Linked DNA regions of Homo sapiens: region 2 is linked to region 1. The links are chromatin loops, found by intact Hi-C in ENCODE. Cell type or tissue: OCI-LY7. All regions are shown on one strand.

What was found. Peaks named below come from ENCODE experiments on the same cell type or tissue, not always from the same donor. Only the 100,000 strongest peaks of a DNase experiment are listed, where the experiment ranks them.
Region 2: it touches region 1 in a loop (2.6-fold over the local background); 2 of 110 quality-filtered maps call a loop at or near these places.

Annotation. Positions count from the first base shown.
Region 1 is chr17:7,781,371-7,783,870 of GRCh38, forward strand. All of the region lies in intron 39 of DNAH2 (dynein axonemal heavy chain 2), which reads left to right. Among named protein-coding and RNA genes, the nearest start is that of KDM6B, 52 kb to the right of the region's middle. In OCI-LY7, CTCF peaks have their summits at 1,098 (motif pointing left) and 1,299; no DNase peak of the experiment used is centred here.
Region 2 is chr17:7,631,589-7,634,088 of GRCh38, forward strand. It overlaps SHBG (sex hormone binding globulin), which reads left to right. Exons shown (of 8, transcript NM_001040.5): 5 at 1-160; 6 at 291-427; 7 at 1,164-1,371; 8 at 1,616-1,784. The coding sequence ends at 1,764. Among named protein-coding and RNA genes, the nearest start is that of SHBG, 2.7 kb to the left of the region's middle. RefSeq lists an enhancer at 1,038-1,127. In OCI-LY7, CTCF peaks have their summits at 1,046 (motif pointing right), 1,248 and 1,743; a DNase peak (open chromatin) is centred at 1,053.

The DNA of each region.
Region 1 (2,500 bases):
GGAGGCTGAGGTAGGAGGATTGCTTGAGCCCCAGGAGATTGAGGCTATAATGAGCTGAGATTGTGCCTCTGCACTCCAGCCTGGGTGACAGAGCAAGACCGTGTCTCAAAAAACAAAACAAAAACAAAAAAACCGCACTCTCCCTGACCACATATGTGAATATGCATCTGGGAATAGAAAACTTGGCTTCCAGTCCTTGTTCTGCCATCTACTAGCTATGACTCTGAACAAGTCAATTGACCTCTCTTTGGACTTCCTTATCTATAAAGCAATAGACTATTCAAACATTCTGCTCTCTGACCACAACTCCCTCCTCCGCTGACCTACTCAAGTGTACCTGCTCAAGTGCATCCATGCAGCAACGCTCTGACTTCATTGAAACCTCTAGTCCGTTGCCTTTGCACTTTCTCCGTGCCCATCAGTCCTCCATGCCTCTACTTCTCACCTCATCAGGGAGTTTTGAGGAGGGGCTGCTAGAAGCCATTTGGTATCAGAGAGCAGCAGAATGGAAGAGGGAGTTTTAGAAAGCATAAGAACTTTCTTCTCTGGCAGTGTGGTAGTCTAGATACCCTGAATGATCCTTTCAATTGAAACTACTAAAATGATGGATAAAAATATAATAATAACATCCTTTTTAATGCATTGCTAAGCTGGCAAGAAAGGAAGAATTCCAGGAGTTGAGGAGGGTAGGGAGTAAAAGCAGGAACCCTGGGAGGCAGGTAAGTACCAAAGCTGGCCTTCTCCCTGAAAACTGTTGTTGATCTTAAGGCAGTGAGGATAGGAGATGAAACAACCCAAGTCTGAAGATATAACAGAAGATGCAGTGCTGCATAAACCCCAGTCCCCAAGGGGCAACATCCCCAGTAGATGGAAAAACGAGAAGTCTGAGATTTAGAAGCGTATATACAGGAAAGAAACTTGCTTGTTTTGACCTCTGATGATGGAAGAAAAAGACCAAATTTTCTTTGAGATTTCCTAACCACACACCAGCTCTCACATGGTTTCCAGTCATCATTTATCCTACTGTGTAATCAGAAAAGAAATCTCAAGCTTAGATTTCAATATTAAGTAGTTCTAGGTTGTTAGTGCCCCCAGGTGACTGGAAGAAGCAAAAGCAAATTATTTCTGGAGGAATGAAATTTCAACTCACACTTCAAAGAAGTGCCACAGGTAAAAGTCCAAGAAAATGAGCAACTCATGGTCAAAAATCACAAAACACACAAGGAAACAAGAAACCATGAATGGGAGCCAGAAGAACAACAGACAGTGGAATCAGATCCATGAAAACTTACTTCAGATATTGAAACTGATAGGGGCGAGGTGCGGTGGTTCACGCCTGTCATCTCAACACTTTGGAGGCTGAGGCAACAGGATCACTTTAGGCTAGGAGTTCAAGACCAGCCTGGGTAACATAGCAAGACCTCCATCTCTTAAAAAAAAAAATAGCCACACATGGAGGTGTGCTCCTGTAGTCACAACTACTTTCTCCAAAAGCTACTAGAAAAACGTGCTCTACTTAAACACAGGAACACATCGTGAAAAGGACGATGGGAAACAAAAGATTTGGTGCAAGGGGGAGGCTACAGTAATCCTCGGGGTGTTGGTGAATGGAGGTCACAGGATGATGGTGGTGCACTGGGCAAAGAGAGAAGCCAATCCAGACTGGAGCAAACCTGAAGTCTTCAGGAGGACTGTTTTTTTGTTTTGTTTTGTTTTGTTTTTTTGAGATGGAGTTTCACTCTTGTTGCCCAGGCTGGAGTGCAATGGCACAATCTTGGCTCACCGCAACCTCCGCCTCCCAGGTTCAAGCGATTCTCCTGCCTCAGCCTCCCGAGTAGCTAGGATTACAGGCATGCACCACCACACCCAGCTAATTTTGTATTTTTGGTAGAGACGGGGTTTCTCCATGTTGGTCAGGCTGGTCTCGAACTCCCGACCTCAGGTGATCCGCCTGCCTCAGCCTCCCAAAGTGCTGGAATTACAGGCATGAGCCACTGCGCCGGGCCAGGATGACTTTTTAAAGAAGAAATTGATACCCGATGTGAAAATTGTTTGAAAGATTTAGTCAACTGGTAGAGTTTGGAATTGAGTTAGAGATAAGCACATTAAAAACTAAGCAAACATGGGGGCAAAACAAAAACAAAAACAAAAACAAAACCCTAAGCAAACAGGCTGGACATGATGGCTCACACCTGTAATCCTAGCACTTTGGGAGGCATAAGCAGGTGGATTGCTTGAGGTGAGGAGTTTGAGACCAGCGTGGGCAACATGGTGAAAATGAGCCAGGTGTAATGGCTCATGCTTGTAGTCTCAGCTATTGGGAGGGCTGAGGCAGGAGGATTGTTTGAGCCCAGGAGGTGGAGATTGCAGTGGCTGAGATTGTGAGATTGTGCCACTCCAGCCTGGGTGACAGAGTGAGACCCTGTTTCCAAAAAAAAAAAAACAAAAAACAGAACCTAAGCAAACAAAAATCACAAAAACTATTAGATCCTAGGGAAAA
Region 2 (2,500 bases), 150 kb before region 1:
CTGGTTCCTGCCCTGGATGGCTGCCTGCGCCGGGATTCCTGGCTGGACAAACAGGCCGAGATCTCAGCATCTGCCCCCACTAGCCTCAGAAGCTGTGATGTAGAATCAAATCCCGGGATATTTCTCCCTCCAGGGACTCAGGCAGAATTCAATCTCCGAGGTAGATTTCCTCGGAGTCTATTTTTCCCACCCTGGCCAGCTCAGCCTGCCTCTGTCCCCCTCTACCACTGGCCCCTTTCCTCCTTGAGACCCCAGCTTTGAGGCCTCAGGATAATCATTTCTCCCCACAGACATTCCCCAGCCTCATGCAGAGCCCTGGGCCTTCTCTTTGGACCTGGGACTCAAGCAGGCAGCAGGCTCAGGCCACCTCCTTGCTCTTGGGACACCAGAGAACCCATCTTGGCTCAGTCTCCACCTCCAAGATCAAGTAAAGGGGGACAGTGGGGCATTGCCTGTATTCAGTGGAGCCTGGAGCAATGAGGGAAGAGGGGAGTCCAACATGTCAATATTAGGAAGGTTTCCAGCCCAGGGAACATAACAAGACTGGCTCCACAGAATTGTTTTTCATTAATAATTAGCCAGGCATGGTGGTGCTTGCCTGTAATCCCAGGTGCTGGAGGCCAAGACCAGAGGATCACTTGAGGCCAGGAGTTTGACACCAGCCTGGGCAACATAGCAGAGACCTCTGTCTAAAAAAAAAAAAAAATTAGCCAGGCATGGTAGCACATGTCTGCTGCCCTAGCTATTTAGGAGCCTGAGGCAGGAGGTTCACTTGAGCCCAGGAGTTTGAAGCTGCAGTGAGCTATGATGTGCCACTGCACTCTGACCTGGGCCACAGTGAGACCCTGTCTCAAAAAAATAAAAATAAAAATAAGGCTTATGGATGGCACTCAGGTGGGTGGTAGGGGCGAGGGACATATCTTGAAGCTCCCCACAGCAAGCAAACAGTTTTGACTTAGACTGCATATTTACTTGGGGCAGGTGTGGTTTCAAAAAGGGTCAAGCCAAAAAAAATTGGGGCAGGATTTAAGTGGTGAGAATGGCCAGTAGGTGGAGGCATAGCGAAGAGGCAGAATTAAGGCAGCTAGGGGTGAGGCCACAGGCAGTAGGCCCGGCTCATTCTTCCCTCTCTCTCTACCGTCCCTTTCCCACACACTCTGCAGAAGGTGGTGTTGTCTTCTGGGTCGGGGCCAGGGCTGGATCTGCCCCTGGTCTTGGGACTCCCTCTTCAGCTGAAGCTGAGTATGTCCAGGGTGGTCTTGAGCCAAGGGTCGAAGATGAAGGCCCTTGCCCTGCCTCCCTTAGGCCTGGCTCCCCTCCTTAACCTCTGGGCCAAGCCTCAAGGGCGTCTCTTCCTGGGGGCTTTACCAGGTAAGAGAGAATGATGTTCAAGTTCATGAGCACAACATTGGAAACAGCTCAAGGGAGGCGGCACATTTTGAGGGGAAGGAAACCTCTGGGAGGGAAGAAGAATAGGCCACAAGAAGAAGATATGGGGGCAGTGGAAGGTAGTGCTTTTGCAAACTCAGGTTGGAGGAGTGGAAAAGTGGGGAGAAGATTCTGGATCCGAGCCACCTTAATGCTCTAATGCCACCTTTGCACTACCTCCCTCTAGGAGAAGACTCTTCCACCTCTTTTTGCCTGAATGGCCTTTGGGCACAAGGTCAGAGGCTGGATGTGGACCAGGCCCTGAACAGAAGCCATGAGATCTGGACTCACAGCTGCCCCCAGAGCCCAGGCAATGGCACTGACGCTTCCCATTAAAGCTCCACCTAAGAACCCCCTTTGAAAGTTACTGATTATTCATTTATTCAACAAATATTCACTGTGCACTAGCAATGTACCAGGCACTGTGCCAAGTATTGAGTTGTCTTAATGAGCAAAAACACTCTGGTTCCTACCCTCTTGGTGCCCACAGTCCCATAGGGAAGCAGACATCCATCAAAGGCTAACTAATAAGTGGATAGTTGGAAGCACTGATAAAGAAGAATTGGAGAGTTGTGAAAACATGGAGACTGGCCGGGCGTGGTGGCTCACGCCTGTAATCCCAGCACTTTGGGAGGCAGAGGCGGGCGGACCACAAGGTCAGGAGATCGAGACCATCCTGGCTAACACGGTGAAACCCCGTCTCTACTGAAAATACAAAAAAATTAGCTGGGCATGGTGGCGGGCGCCTGTAGTCCCGGCTGCTCGAGAGGCTGAGGCAGGAGAATGGTGTGAACCCGGGAGGCGGAGCTTGCAGTGAGCCGAGATCGCGCCACTACACTCCAGCCTGGGCAACAGAGCAAGAGTCCATCTCAAAAAAAAAGAAAAAAGAAAAAATAGAAAACATGGAGACTAGGAGGCCTTAACTTAGTCTGAGCGTCAAGGAGAGTTTCTCTAAGGAAATGAGGACTTCTTTTTTTTTTTTTTTTTGAGATGGAGTTTCCCGCTCTTGTTGCCCAGGCTGGAGTGCAATGGCGTGATCTCGGCTCACTGCAACCTCCGCCTCGCGGGTTCA